Linked DNA regions of Mus musculus: region 2 is linked to region 1. A link is a loop called in an ENCODE intact Hi-C map of the cell type or tissue named here. Cell type or tissue: left cerebral cortex. All regions are shown on one strand.

What was found. Hi-C counts contacts between places; a loop is a spot of excess contacts. Peaks named below come from ENCODE experiments on the same cell type or tissue, not always from the same donor. Only the 100,000 strongest peaks of a DNase experiment are listed, where the experiment ranks them.
Region 2: a loop joins it to region 1, with 2.1 times the contacts of the local background. A loop is called at or near these places in 3 of 42 quality-filtered maps.

The regions. Positions count from the first base shown.
Region 1 is chr5:76,231,861-76,239,860 of GRCm38, reverse strand. Clock (circadian locomotor output cycles kaput) reads left to right here. Exons shown (of 23, transcript NM_001289826.1): 16 at 2,699-2,840; 17 at 3,479-3,579; 18 at 4,006-4,095. It also overlaps the pseudogene Ube2n-ps1. Among named protein-coding and RNA genes, the nearest start is that of Tmem165, 52 kb to the right of the region's middle. In left cerebral cortex, no CTCF peak of the experiment used is centred here; a DNase peak (open chromatin) is centred at 3,140.
Region 2 is chr5:76,409,746-76,417,745 of GRCm38, reverse strand. No RefSeq gene overlaps it. Among named protein-coding and RNA genes, the nearest start is that of Nmu, 50 kb to the right of the region's middle. In left cerebral cortex, a CTCF peak has its summit at 3,670 (motif pointing right); a DNase peak (open chromatin) is centred at 3,650.

The sequences.
Region 1 (8,000 bases):
TTAAGTACAGTAGGAAAGGCTTGAGACAATTTTCGAGAATAGGGAAATGAGCCCCTTAGTACACTTGGGCAATTCTGCTGACTAGAATTGAGCATACTTACCTGAAGTAAGTGGCTATTGTAGGCCACCCTTGAGCCTGTGAGCTATAGTATAGGAACAGGAAGCATGGTTTAAGTTGTCATTTTAGTCTATACTGCTTATACATGCTACAGTGTTTACTGTTCCAAAGCAGAGACAGAGTGACTGAGGTAGGTTTAAGGAAAGGGTCATGGGAAGATAATAGGAACGGATAGGGCAGTGGGTAGGTAGTTCATGTACAGAGTGACATCTGGGGAAATGGCAAAATGGAAGATTTGGAGCAAGTGGTGACTTCCTAAGATTTTACAGAACTTCGTGAAATAAAGCACTATCTTTATTCTGTTACTTACTTTGTAAAACTGTGTGATAAAATGACAATTTTAATGGTTTTAGAGCACACTTGAGCATTGTAGCATTTCCAGTGTTACACAGCTGTCACTCCTGCCCACGCACAGAATGTCCTCATCCTCCTAACCGTGAACTCTGAAACAACTTTCTGTCCTTGCCCTCCAGCTCTTTTCAACTAAGGGTTGGTTTGTTTGTTTTTGATTTGCTGCTCTGAGTACTGTGAACAAACTCATACAGTATTTGTTCCTTTGTGGTTGGCTAATTTTATTTGGTATGATATTCTCAGGGTTCATTAAGTTATAACTTGTATCAGATTTCCCTTTATTTTGGGGCTGAGTAATAGTCTGCCATGGGTGTATCCTCTTATTAGTCTGAGAAATACTGGGTTGTCTTCACCTTTTATTTGCAAAAAATAGTGTGAACATAGGTAGACATACAGATTAGTTTCCACTTCTCTTTGGATGTTTACTAAGAATAGAATACTGGATCATATGGTAGGTTACTCTTTGTTAAAGTGAGGAAAACTACCACACTATTCTCTGTAGAGGCCATACCATTTTTACAATCCCATTGCTAAGCCATAAGAATTCCTGTTTCTTCTCATCTTTACCACACTGAATGCTTTCTGAGAAGTAGGGGGTTTTGTTGTTGTTGATTTGTTTTGTTTTGATTACATACAGGGTCTCACTATGTAGTACTCAGTAGCCAGGAACCCAGTTATGTAGACTAGGCTGGCTTCAAAGAGAGATTGTCCACCCAAGTGTCTGCCGTGGGTTGTTTGGTCCTAGCCATGCTAATAGAACATGAGGTAGCATGACTGGTTTTGATTTGTATTTCCCTGGATAGTAAGTTTGAATAATATATCTGGTGAGGGTTTTATATCCTCTTTGGAGAAGTATTTATTTTCCTTCTACCTTCTTTATTTTCTTACTTAAATACTCATTCATTACTCTTTTTTTTATTTTTAATTTTTGTTTGTTTGTTTGGTTGGTTGGTTGGGTTTTTTTTGTTGTTGTTGTTGTTTTTTGTTGTTTTGGTTTCTCTGTAGCCCTGACTGTCCTGGAACTCACTCTGTAGACCAGGCTGGCCTCGAACTCAGAAATCCGCCTGCCTCTGCCTCCCGAGTGCTGGGATTAAAGGCTTGGGCCACCATTGCCCGGCTATTTTTAATTTTTTTGATAGGGTCACATATGGCCCAAGCTGTCCTTGGACTGATTATGTACCCAAGGATAACCTTGAACTCCTGACCACCCTGCCTCTGCGTCCCAAGTGGCTTTTGATGTGCCACCATGTCCACCTTGTTCTCTTTTTGTTTTGGGTTTTGTTCTTTCTTGACAGGGAATTTTGCTGTGTTGCTCCGGCTGAGCTCAGATGATCCTCTTAATAGCCTTTGCAATGTTGTGTTTAAAGGTGCAGGCCAACTAGGTACAGTTGTTCATGCCCATAATCTTAGCTTTTTAGAAACTGAGGCAGGAGGATTGTCACTGGGTCATGGTTTGTAGTGTGAGACTTTGTCTCAGCAAGAAACAAAAGTGCATCTCTTCACATGCAATGTGTCTGTTTCCATCTTTATAATTGAGTTTTTGTAGAGAGTTTTATATCCTAGATATTAAGTACTGATCAGATACTGATGTATTAATACCTCCTCTCATTCTTGTGGGTTGCTTTTATTCTGTTGGCATTGTCTTTTGATGCATAAATGTTTTTAACTTTATGAATTCCAGTTTACTGGTATTCTAATGTCATAAAACCATTTCCTTTGGTTTCTTTAAGAGTTTTATAGTTTTAGCTCATAATATTTGATCTACTTTGAGTTAAATTTTTGAACTTAATACAAAAGTCTAACCTGAGTCTTCTTATTTTTTAAATAGAGAATGAAAACAAACTATTAAATAATATTTTTTCCTAATTAGTACACATACATACACATACTTTTTAGCCTTATTTTAGGCAAAAACTAAGAATGATTGAATCTCTCTCTCTCTTTCTCTCTCTCTCTCTCTCTCAATTGTACACCCCAGTCTAGCTGTCCCTTGTACTTTGGGGGATTCCAGCTGTTCCTGCCTCCCATCTTGCCACAAAAGTTTTGGGATTACAAAGGCATGCTACTGCACCCAGCTGTGGGTGGGCTCTGGGAATTCAAATGTAGGTCCTTTATGGTTTAATGGCAAATGCTTTTACACACTAGCTGCCTCTACAGCCCTGATAAAACTGTACTGAGACCTCTACATTGAGCACTAAGAAAGCATTTATGTTCCTCTTATCTCCTTAGAGCCAAGATTCTGGGTCTGACAATCGTATCAACACAGTGAGTCTCAAGGAAGCACTGGAAAGGTTTGATCACAGCCCAACTCCTTCTGCCTCCTCTAGAAGCTCACGAAAGTCATCTCACACCGCAGTCTCAGACCCTTCCTGTGAGTGCCTCAGCTGAAAACAAGCATGTTTCAAAGAGGTCTTCTCAGTTACTTGTGTTGCTGACATCAGTACTTTTGTCAAGCACATCTTCAAATGATAATCTTTTCCAGTTTTGAAGTAAAGCTTCCATTGAGAAGCAAATTATCTTTAGAAAAGAGTTAAAGTGATGAAAGGATGATATGTAGGTGGTAATGCTCTACTTAAATTATTCCTTAAACAGAGAAAATTCTACCTTTCATTGTAAAACCATGTAAATAAGATTTATGAGTGTTTTGACTGCATGTGATCTGTGCACCAAGTGTGCCCGGTCCCCATGGAGGTCAAAAGAGGTTTTCACACCCCGTGGAACTAGAGTTATGGATGGTTGTCAGGGAAACGCTGGGCCGTTTGTTAGTGTGTGTGGGAGTTAGGAAGCCTGTCCCTTGAGGGTGCTGAGGATGATGAGAAACTGTGCTTCAAGTTTTACTATCTCACATGGTTGCTTTGTCCTTTACAAAGGCGTTAAAATTGTAGGCATGGATTTAGTTTTTATCTAATAACAAAAAACTAACTCAGTTTGTCTATTCCTTGGAGCATATGTTGAGATCAGTCATTCATACTGTAAGTACTAATTCTGGTCTCTGTTGACTGTCTTTAGCCACACCGACAAAGATCCCTACTGATACTAGCACTCCTCCCAGACAGCATTTGCCAGCTCATGAAAAGATGACACAGCGGAGGTCGTCCTTCAGCAGTCAGGTACGCCTTTAGCGAACTGCACAGCCTTGCAGGAGCCACAGGTGTGCTCACAGATGTCTGCGGTACCCTTTCAGGAAGGATCAATCTTTTGCTGACATAGGACACTCAAAATCTTTTCCATATTTGAAGTAAAATGCTAGACTTTTGTTTCTAATTGTGAAACAGTGCTAAGTGAGAGCTACTATTCAGTTTTAGTTGCCTTCAGTTCAGTCACTCAACTTTTCATGGAGTGTACATCCAAGGGCCTGAGCTGGGCCCCATGGGAAAGAGAAGAGAAGAGAAGAGTAGAAAGGGCAGCTCACTTTGTACTCAACAAAGTGAGGTTGATTGTCAGTGAGTGATAAGCACATCATATTGTATTGTGGTGGAAGTACTCGAAGACGAGTGTGAGCGTCACCTCATTGTCATCTTTTATTTTGCTTCTAGTCCATAAACTCCCAGTCAGTTGGTCCATCATTAACACAGCCAGCGATGTCTCAAGCTGCAAATTTACCAATTCCACAAGGCATGTCACAGGTATTTTTGTTTGTTTTAGTTGAGCATTTACAAATGATAATTGCATTTAAGCAAATATAGTTTTATACATATGTATATATAAATACATATAAAGGCAGTGAATCTGGACGTATTTAGAATATGTAGTGACATTTTTGTTATTTGCAATGATTTTGGTGGACCCTTACTAGAAAGAATCACAGATAAATGATGGTTTTATATCTTCTTGCTTACTGTGCTGTAACATCTTATATATAACAACAGCCTACAGGTATGATAATCTTAAACATGAAATATACTAGTTCATTTTGTCCCTCCTTATGGATATTGGAAGACTTGAGTAACTATATATTCTGTATTGATTCATTTATTTGCACACGGGCTATTTATTTAGTTCTGTGTATATATTGAGTTACACATATTGGATGCTGACAGTATTTGCATATCTGTACTAACAAGCTACTTGATCTAAAAGAATAACATAACTAAAATACCATGTTAATTTAGTCTACACACATGATTTGGAGCCTTAAATGCAGCTTAAGTGGAAAAGGCCAAGTATGGTAGTGTCTACCTGTGTGTGGGAGGTTGAAGCAGAAAAATCAGGAGTTCAAGGTTATCCTCAACTATATAGTAAATTCACAATCAGCCTGAACTACATGAGAACCTCAAAAAAAAAAAAAGAAGGAAAGGTGTTTAGAAATGTAAGATGGCCTTAGTCCAAAGAAGGTGTGAATGCTGAAATTGGCAAGAGGAAAGGAATTCTCAAAGCATTACTGTGTACCTTCGTGTGATTTATGGCTCATTCAACATTTCAGAAATGTTAAGAACACTACTAAATAGTAATAAATATAGTGGGAAATCTTCTATTTTATGTGGCACTAAATCCTGATTTTTAGCCAACTAACCTATTAAAAGCTCTGTAACAGTACTCTTACTAAATATTAAATTTAACCTTTACATCTTATTTTAAAGAATTGACAGAATTTTTATGTAATATGTAGACATTTAATACTATTTGTTCCTTAATCTCAGGGTGTCACTTCAGGATGTTATTAGCAATAACATCTTTATAGAGGTGTTTTCTTGAGATGTATACTGTGTCAAACCCACAGCTAAGCATTCAGTGTTCTGTTCTCATTCAGCATGCACTTTACTCAGTTGTTCTTGTTATCCTGTACTCTCTGCTTGTTTCTATTTTTTCTGGTTTGTATTTAATTAGAAATGCTTCAAATTGTGACAACATTTACATATAAAAATAACTTTAGTGACAATAAAATATATGTATGACCTAAAAATAAATACAACATTTTAACTAGCATTTTAAAAAGGCATGAGAAAGTTGAAGGTACTAACTTTATAATGTTTCTTAAGCCTAATGGAATGTAATATCAGATGGTCATTGCCATCTTCAAAAGTCGCTGTTTTATGCTTTAAAAAGTAATACTCAGAAGTCAGAGATGATGGTGCAATACCTGGGAGGCAGAGGCAGAGGCAGGAGGATCACCACAAGTGTAAAGCCAACCTGGTCTCTGAAAGAGAGTTCCAATCCAGCCAAGGCTACAGAGCAAAGCCATTTTCAAAGAACAAAACAAAACAAAACAAAAAACCTGAAGTAATATTCAGTCTCCTTGGCACAACTTTACAAAGAGCTAGCTCATTTAGCACAACCTTTCTGAAGGTAGCCGTGGAAGGGTAAGGTGGGCATTGCGACTCACTGCAGAAAGGTGAAAGTAGGTGTTCCGTGACGTGAACCGCTCTGCTGTCACACAGAACAGAAGAAGTAAGTGAGCAGTGTCATCAAGTGTGTCTACATTGTAGCTCATTGACTACACATAAAAACCAGAAGACTGAAAACCCTCAATGTAGAGGAATTCATTCATGATTTCTTAGAATTGCTTAGCCTTTAAAAACTAAAGTTTAAACTGGTCTAAGGATAGTATAGATAAAAGGTATAATATGTTTTTCAGAATAGCACCAGAATAAAATATTGGTTGTCAGTCAGATGAAGATGAGTGATTTTGATATGTGGGGAGGAAGGAGGATGCTAGGAACTGAAACTTGGGTTCTTGAACATTCTGGGCAAACACTATACATAAGCCCACAAGCCCTTTCTTTTTACTTTTTATTTTAAGACAGGGCCATAAAATGTTGCCTAGGCTAACCTTGAACTCACTGTTTGTCCAAGGTAGGTCTTGAATTAGTGATCCTCCTGCCTAACTTTGGATAATTCTGCTGATGTACACAAAGAGGGGACTCTCGAGATGACAGAATTTGGTATGGATTCAGTCCAGGTCCGGGTACATTCTCATCTGGTAAAATGTCCAAGTGAAGTGAGCAACTGAAGAACTCATTCTACTAAATTCTTAAGCTACAATAGAAGTTCGGGTTGTTTTTCTTTTTTCTTTTCTTTTTTGACAGGGGCTCACTCTAGCCCTGGCTGACCTAGAACTTTCTAGCCTTGACATCACAGAGATCCGCCTGCCTCTGCCTCCCCAGTGCTAAGAATAAAGGAATGTGCCATCACACCTCCACACACGCACACCGTCTAAATGTAATTTGTTCTTGTAATCAGTCAAGAGTGAGTCAGAACTGACTCTTCCAAGTTGTCTTCTGACCTACACACACATTCAGTGGCATGTGCCCTTACCAGGATGTAAATTGTAACTTAAAAAAAAAGGGACAAGAGCAGAGGCCGAACTCGGGATCTGACAAGATGGCCGGGCTGCCCCGCAGGATCATCAAGGAAACCCAGCGTTTGCTGGCAGAACCAGTTCCTGGCATTAAAGCAGAACCAGATGAGAGCAACGCCCGTTATTTTCATGTGGTCATTGCTGGCCCCCAGGATTCCCCCTTTGAGGGAGGGACTTTTAAACTTGAACTATTCCTTCCAGAAGAATACCCAATGGCAGCACCTAAAGTACGTTTCATGACCAAAATTTATCATCCTAATGTAGACAAGTTGGGAAGAATATGTTTAGATATTTTGAAAGATAAGTGGTCCCCAGCACTGCAGATCCGCACAGTTCTGCTATCAATCCAGGCTTTGTTAAGTGCTCCTAATCCAGATGATCCATTAGCAAATGATGTAGCCGAGCAATGGAAGACCAACGAAGCCCAAGCCATAGAAACAGCGAGAGCATGGACTAGGCTATATGCCATGAACAATATTTAAGTCGATCAGATCATCGAGTGTACACCACTTCTCCTGTTCTGCCAAGACTTCTTCCTTTTTTTGTTTGCATTTAATGGACACAGTCTTAGAAACATTACAGAATAAAAGCCCAGGCATCTTCATCTTTGGTGATTACATGCACATTAGCAAATCTGTCTTGTCCTGATTCACTGTTGTAAAGCATGAGCAGAGGCTAGAAGTACCATCCTGGTTGCTGAGAGATGCTGAGAAGCAGGACTCTCTGCTTTGACTCCTTCCCCATCATGGTTAAAGTACAAGGCACTGTGAATGAAGGTAGTTGTCAGGGTTAGCTGCCAGGGGTATGGGTGTTATTTTATTTTTAGGGGGAAAGTAGTTTTATTTTAATTTTATGGCCCCCTTCCCCCTCCCCCCTCTTAAAGGATCTAATTGCAGTGGTTAAATGCAGCTAACCAGTTTTTTTAGAATATGCTCTCTAGCCAAGTCTAACTTTAGACGCTGTAGATGGACAAGCTTGATTGTCTGAACCAAAATGGGAACATTAAATAAACATCACAGCCCTCACTAATAACATTGTGACTTTGCTGTCAAGTGTAGATTCTCCACCCCCACCCCCACCCCCACCCCGAAAAGACGAAGAAAAAGCTTGTGACCATTTTGTATGGCTTGTCTGGAAACTTCTGTAAATCTTATGTTTTAGTAAAATATTTTTTGTTATTCTAAAAAAAAAAAAAAAAAAAAAAAAAAAGGAAGGGGGTAAAAACTGAAAATG
Region 2 (8,000 bases), 180 kb before region 1:
AGATTCCCATGAGGAGAAGAAGTCTAGACAGCTCACTACAGACTTGAATTGGCTTACTTTAGGTCTCCCTAAGCAGTTTAGGCAGACCACAGAGAAAACCTGACTTCAGAGCTCAGACAATGGGAATGGGAAGATCAGGAGAACTACCAACCCCTGTCACCTAAGGCATTTCTTGGTAATAATTCAAAAAATAAGTAAAATGTTCTTAAAGAATCGTGTAATTATTGTGAACTATTTGGCTCCCAAACAAGTTTGCTTGGTCAAGTAGCCACTTACTGGAGAGCAAAGAATAAAATGGAAATTTAGAATCGTATTACACCCAATCTCCCAGGAAGAGTTACAAATTGATGACTTCTGAAAGTGCAAAGCAAATTCAGATAAAAGCCACACCCACTGCTGGCATTAAAACTACTTTAGAGTGTGTGGAAAGCTGAGTCCTGGAAATTACTTCACAGTGAGCAATTATTTCTGAGACATTTTTGAAACTCATGGACAGCTAACAGTTCTGAAAAGAAATAGCATGTGTGTTCAGCAGTGTGGACACACATTTATCTTTCCATCCACGTTATTCTTTGTTATTTTCATCAGTTGTGAAAGCTTTCTTCGTATTAGCTTATAATACTTTGTTATCTTTATACCAAATAATTTCATTTTGAGAGGTGCTAATGTGAATGGTACTATGTTTGAAGTGACGTTTTTCACCTATTCACTCCTGGTTTCTGGCAAAGTGACTGACTTTTACACTGTTAACTTTGCATCATACCATCTTGCTATAAATGCTTATGGTTACATCATAAATGCTTATTGGTTACGTCAGGTTTTCAGTTGGTTCTTTAGATTTTTTTCTTTAGGTCAAAAATTTTATCTTTAGGTAAAAGATATCTATGGTTTGGATATTAGTTAACTGTGAGCATGTTTGAAAAGCTTGGTTCCCTGGATGGTAGTGTTGGGAAATTCTGTGGAACCTTTGAGGAGCAGAGCCCAGAGCATGTCCTTAGGTCAAGGGCAAGGGGTTATTGTCCTTAGGTCTGGGGACATTGTAGAAGACACTGTGAGGTGTCAGCCTTCCTCTCTCCCCAGTCCTGGCTCAAGATGTAACTGCTTGCCCTACCCCGTGTTCCCAACCATAGAAGCCCCACGCAAGCCTCACCAATTCTGAACCAATACAAGCGCATTGCCCTCGAACACCCAAAGTTGCAAACTAAATAAACCTTTTCTCTTAATAAAGGAAGCTGTCTCCCCATGCATCTCATTTAGTAATGCACGCTGACTCATACAAAGCTCACATTTTCCATGGACAAAGCCAGTGTTATTTCTTCCTTCACAGTAAGCATTTGCTCAGCGTTTATTTTTCTAGTCTGATTGCATTAGCTCAAACTCCCAGTACTATGTTAAGAGGGAATATCTTTATCTGATTCTTGATTTTAGAAGACCAGCTTCAAGTTTCTCATCATTAAATGTGAGTCAGCTGGGGAGCTAGAGAGGGGGCTCTGTGGTTAAGAGCACTTGAATGTTCTTCCAAGAGGTCCTGGGTTCAATTCCCAGCAACCACGTGGTGGCTCACAACCATCAATTATAGGATCTGATTCCCCCTTCTGATGTGCATGAAGAGAGAGCACTTACATACATAAAATACATGAGTAAATATATCTTTTTTAAAAGACTAGGTAAAATTTAAAAAGTGTAAGTCAGTTATGGGTTTCTATAAATGGTCCCCTCTGTTCTCTATTCTCAGTTTATTGGGAAATCTTTTTCTTATTGTGAATAGGTAATGTATTTTTACATGTTTTAATTAATTAATTTATTTGTAATAATAATTTATTGATTGTGACTTTTCTTCTTTAGTCTATTGAGATGCTGAGTTGTGTTAACCGGTTTTCAAGCGTTGAGCCTGATTTGCACGCCCGGGATAAGTCCCACTTGGAAGAGTGTGTAGGGCTTTTATACACTGCTTGGGTTAATTTGCTGATATTTGTTCAGGATTTCTGCACAATGCTTTTGAGTGATGTTAGTCTGTAGTTTCACTTTTCTGCCATTTTGGCCTGCTGTAGCAAAATATTATGACATAGGTAGTTAGCAAACGACAGGTGTTTCTTTTTCAGAGCTCTGGGATATATGGAACCTAAGCTCGTGCTGGCAACAGAGTCACCATCTAATGATCACCGTTTCCTGGTCCATACATAGCACCTTTTGTTCTGAAGTGAAGACTAGGAATTAAACTCCCTTGGGCATTTTTCCTAAGGATCCCAGTCCATCCAAGAGGCTCTGCCTTCATGACCTACTTGTTTACCAAAGGTCTCCCCTTAAACATGTAACAGTGGGACTAGCTTTTGACATGTAAATTTGGGGAGACACAAACATTCAAACCAAAGCACAGTTTTTGTATTGTGTTGTCTGGTCTTGATATTAGAAACTACTGTTGTTCATGGAACCCTGGGCTCTAGGACCCTTCCCCATGATACCAGAATCTGTGTGTGCTCATGTCTCTCATGTAGAATGACACAGAATTTTCAGATAGCCTTTATATATCCTCTTTGATGCTTTAGATTGTCTCTGGATTACTTATAATACTTAGTACAATATAAATGCTATACAGCATAGTTAACAGTGTATAACAGCATGCAAAGAGTCACTACACTGAATCGTTTAGGAAGTAGCAGTGAGTTGAGTAAAAGGAGCCCCTGTGTTTGGTACCATGAACTTTTCTCAAGTATTTTAAATTAGTGATTGGTTGAATCTGCAGATGTGGAACCTGGGAATGTAGAGGCTGAGGGTACTCCCTTCAGCTCAGAGGAGGTTAGAGTTCTTCCTTAAATGCTTTCTAGAATTCACCAGCAAACCCTGAGTCTGCTGTGTGTGCATGCGAACATGTGTCTGTGTGTTTATATGTGTGTCTCTGTATGTGTGTGGTATGTGTATGTATGTGTGTGATGTGTGTATATGTTGTGTGTCTCTCTGTGTTGTAGTGTGTATATATCTGTTTGAGGTGTGTGTATGTGTGTGTTTGTGTGTATGTGCATGGTGTGTGTGTCTCTGTGTGGTGTGTGTGTATGTATCTCTGTGTCTGTATGTGCATGTGTATTTGTGTGTGTATGTGTGTTGTGATATGTGTCTGAGTGTTATGTATGTATGTGTGTGTCTGTGTGTACATGTATGTGCATGAGTATATATGTGTGTGTATATGTGTGTTTCTCTGTGTGTATGTGTGTATGTCTTTGTGTATGTGAGTGTGTGTGTGTGTGTTTGGAAGGTTATTGATAACTGATTAGTTTAAATCTGTTCTCTTGCAGACTTGGGTTTATTCAGATTTGATGTCTTCTTGAGTGAATTATCAAAAGTATGTACTTAAGGTTCTTTCCATCTATTGAAGTTGTAGATAGTGGGCAGAGTAGATTAAAGGTGTTTGCCACCAGGTCTGAAGATCTGGGTCCAGTTCTTCAGATCCACACGGTAGAGAGAAGAGACATGTACAAATTGTCCTTGGACTTTCACATGCAGGTTGCGGTACACGCAGACGCAAGAGCACTTGCATGTAGAAACACAGATGTATTTTTCATCTGTGAATATTAAGTTGTTGATCATACTCCTTTATTAGTCCTTTAATGGCCATGAGATCTCTTGATTCACTTTATTTCTGGATGGTTGTTGGTAATTAATCCACCAGGTGGTGCTCTGAAACCAAATTGACTTCAGTCCTAATTTGAAGAATATGTCACCTGGGATAATACTCAACCTATCAACTATTATCAAACTGGAAAACAGTATATGACAAACTAGCCTTTATATTTAAAATATGTATGTTCTGTAATTATGTCAAATATGTTTGTTAGAAACATTTTAAGATAAAAAAATTACATTGCTTTTGTGTTTCTTAGTATGTGAAATCAAGAGAATATCAGTGGCTGTTGATACAAAGACCATCTATACTGACTGTCCTCTTCCTGATTCTTAGTGCCTCGGGCTGGTCCCTATCAGAGCTCACAGTTTGCTGTGTGTTGGGAGAGGCCCTGGGATGCTATGACCAATTCAAGGAATGTGTTAGCTACTTGTTTGGACTTACCTGGCAAGAATCACTTTAAAAGAAGAACGCTTTACTTCAGTGTACAATTCTCGGGATAAAGATCACCATGGCGGGGAAGACATGGAGGCGGGAGCATGAGAGGTCAGAAAGAAGAAAGTGGGGAGGGGAAGGGAGATCGAGAATGTGAGAGTACTGGGGGATTGGGGAGAGAGAGAAGAGGGACAGGGAGGGAGAAGTAGCTGGTGCCCCCTCCCATTTATTCAATCTAGGACTGCAGCCCATTTAGGGTGTTTTTTTCCACCTCAGTTATCCTAATCTAGAAGTTACTTCACAGATGATATACCCAGAGATCTGTCTCCTATGTGGTTCTAGTCCCAGTCAAGTTAACAGTATTAATTAACCTTCACACTGGTTAACCTGGTTTCATCAAACCCCCTGATTCTGTTCCATTCTTTCGTGTTACAGTCTCTTCTCTTGGCTCAATGCCTTCCTCTGTGGGTCCCTCTGAGGCTGTTGGACCTCATCTGAGGCTGTGTGCTCTGGCCTGCTCATCCAGTACTCTGCTTTCTTCTTGTCTTCCTTGAAGTAGGATTCATAGATAGGTGTAACCATTTCCCACTTTATCCATTAGAGGGGAACAGAAGGGGAATGCACGGGGGTGGGGGTGGGGGAAGGGGCCTGTGTTCTCAGAGATTTGGCATTAAATAAATTGTAATTATAACAGCGGCCCATGGGACTACAGTGCCAGTATCTTTGGAGTCAAATTGTCCTGAGTTCAAGTTCTGGCTGCTCTGGTTGTAACCATTGTGATTTGGATAAAGCTAGATGGTGTCTTTGGATTTCAGTGTTCTCTCCTATATGATGGGATAATCCCCACTTTGCATGATTGTTCTGGGGAGTGAGAGAAGTCACCTGCTGAAGGTGTCTCAGTTACCAGAGTGCCCATCAGTCAGGGCCCTTCTGCTCTTCTTCCTTATTCCTTTGCTTCACCTTGTCTTCAGTGCCAGGGACAGTGGCCCCCAAGTGCCACCCCTGCCTCACAAGCTGCTCTGTTACTTCCCAGGGACCACACCTTTATCTCTACTGTATTGGCCAATATGATGGTTAGCGACAATCATCAACTGGACAGAATTTAGGATTACCTGGGAAATGGGTCTCTGAATAGACCTATGGGGGTCATCTTGATTACATTACCTAATATGTAAAGACCCATGTACTGGGTGGTTTTGAGTGTCAGCTTGATTCAAGCTGGAGTTGTCACAGAGAAAGGAGCCTCCCTTGAGGAAATGCCTCCATGAGATCCAGCTGTAAGGCATTTTCTCAATTAGTGATGAAGGTGGGAGGGCCCATTGTGGGTGGTGCCATCCCTGGGCTGATAGTTCTGGGTTCTATAAGAAAACAAGCTGAGCAAGCCAGGGGCAGCAAGCAAGCCAGTAAGTAACATTGCTCCATGGCCTCTGCATCAGCTCCTGCTTCTTGACCTGCTTGAGTTCCAGTTCTGACTTCCTTTGATGATGAACAGCAATGTGGAAAATGTAAGCTGAATAAACCCTTTCCTCCCCAACTTGGTCATGATTTGTGTGTGTGTGTGTGTGCAGGAATAGAAATCCTGACTAAGACAACCCATATTAATAGTGGGCAATATCTGGGCTTATGTAAGTGGAGAACATAAGCTGAACACCAGCAGGCATTCAGAGATCTCCTCTAAAGTGACCAGCTGCTTCATATCCAGCTGCTGTCACATCCCCCACAATGACGGAGTGGGAGCTAAGATCAGCCCTTTACCCTTAAGTTGTTTTTGTTCATGACAAAAACAGAAAAAAAAACCCAAACCCCAATATGGTTAATATCGCATTGTTTATAACAGAGAGCCTGAGGCAGGCTAAATAAAAGAGTTTACAACTGAGGATTGAGTCTAAGATCAGAGAGTCCGTTGGATCAGGCGAGGGACTTGTGACATCACACCATAGCAGAAGCATACTGGGAACAAATCCATCACTGAGTGAGAAAACAGAAGGAGACTCAAAAGCCAGCTCAGGTTTTTATACCGCTCACTCCCAAAGCCAATATTCTTTCCAAAGGCAGGGTGTATAGTCACCTAAGTGTATAGTCACCTAAGTGTATAGTCACCTAAGTGTATAGTCACCTAAGTGTATAGTCACCTAAGTGTATAGTCAGTCACCTAAGTGTTTCCCATGATGCACTACCAGTGAGAGGTCCCATCAGCTCCTACATCTCCATAATAAAGACAAAAGTCCAAGTCCAAGGCAAAGTTTTGTGAGGCATTGCAACCATATGCAGAACATATATACCCTCATTGATTCCAGCTCCATATCGCCCTGTGTGCTATGCTACTTGGCCAACTACCTGCTGTGGCTTTCAGTACCAATCAGTGGCCACTTGCTTACTTCTCAAATGGTTACTGTGATGGTTTGTATATGCTCAACCCAGGGAGTGGCACTATTAGAAGGTGTGGCCCTGTTCAAGTAGGTGTGGCTTTTTGGAGTAGGCATAGCCCTGTGGGTGTGGACTTTAATACCCTTGTCCTAGCTACCTGGAAGTCAGTATTCTGCTAGCAGCCTTCAGATGAAGATGTAGAACTTTCAGCTCCTCCTGTACCATGTCTGCCCAAATGCTGCTATGCTCCTGCCTTGATGACAATGGACTGAACTTCTGAACCTGTAAACCAGCCCCAATTAAATGTTGTCCTTCTAATAGTTGCCTTGGTCATGGTATCCACAGCAGTAAAACCCTAAGACAGTTGCAATCCCTACAGCATGGCCTCTGGCTATACCTACTTCACTCCCTACCCAAGGAGATCCCTATTCTTGCTGCCCAGTTAACCAGCCTCTACTCCCAGACAATTGCCCACGTATTTTAATACTTTTAGCCTCTAAATCACATGTGCAAATCACATACACCTTTTTTGTATGAGGAGTCAAGACGTTTTTGTTAAAATTTAGCCTCACATTTTTAAGGAGAAAATTCTTTGCTTTCAGTAATAGCCACATTTTAATAGGACTTTTGCAAATGCCCCCCACTTTATCAGTGATGGAAATGGCCTTGAAAATCTACTGCCCTGTGTAAATATTGTTTATAGTTACAGATACAGAAATGTAATTATCAGCATTTGGTCAGCTTTGGGGTTCTGGGAAACTTGATTCTTTTTTTTTTTTTTTTTTTTGAACATATGAAGCTGTTTAATTAGGTTAACAATTTAGAAGACCAGTTTGTGAGGATACATCCTGTTTGTCAGGGAAAACTGAGATCGCAGGTAGCCCTGGAGCTGAGGAACACCTTTAATCTTTGACAAAATCTGCGAGTCCACAGCTTTCTGATCAGCCTTTCGCTGCTCTGTAATCTCGTATTTCTTAACTATGTTTTATTTGGGCTGCTCTTAAGCCCAATTGGTCAGCCCTAGGGTCATGGTATTATGGCTCACCTAACCCTTGGCGGCTTCTCTTCCTCCTACACCTTCTTCCTTGGCATCATTCTCCTCCGACCCCAAGCCTGAGAAACCTAAGCTCCACCTTTTGGCCCAGATATTGGCTGTTGGCATCTTTATTTACCAATCAGAAAAAACTTGGGAGAAGGGGCACAGGTCTACATGAAGATTCCAGGTCTTGGGGGTCGGCACTTAACATTACAATAGACAGCAAGGCCAAACCTCAACACCCCTCAACCACACTATTCTCTTCCCTGCCTTTGCATCACAACTTGTCAAAGTGAAACTTGATTCTTAATGTAGATTATGTTTACAAAGTAACTCTGCTCTTAAAAGTAGCTACAGATATTTGACTGATGGAAGAAAATGGCCATAGTTTCCTGTGGTCCTGATGTTACAGTGTGCTGTGTATTACTGATGGATGAGTGGTGGCACCCCTGAGCAGGTGGTCCTGGTGGTACAAGAAAGTAAGGTGAGCAAGCCATGAGGAGCAAGCCAGTAAGCAGCATCCCTCTCTACTCTCCACGACAGTTC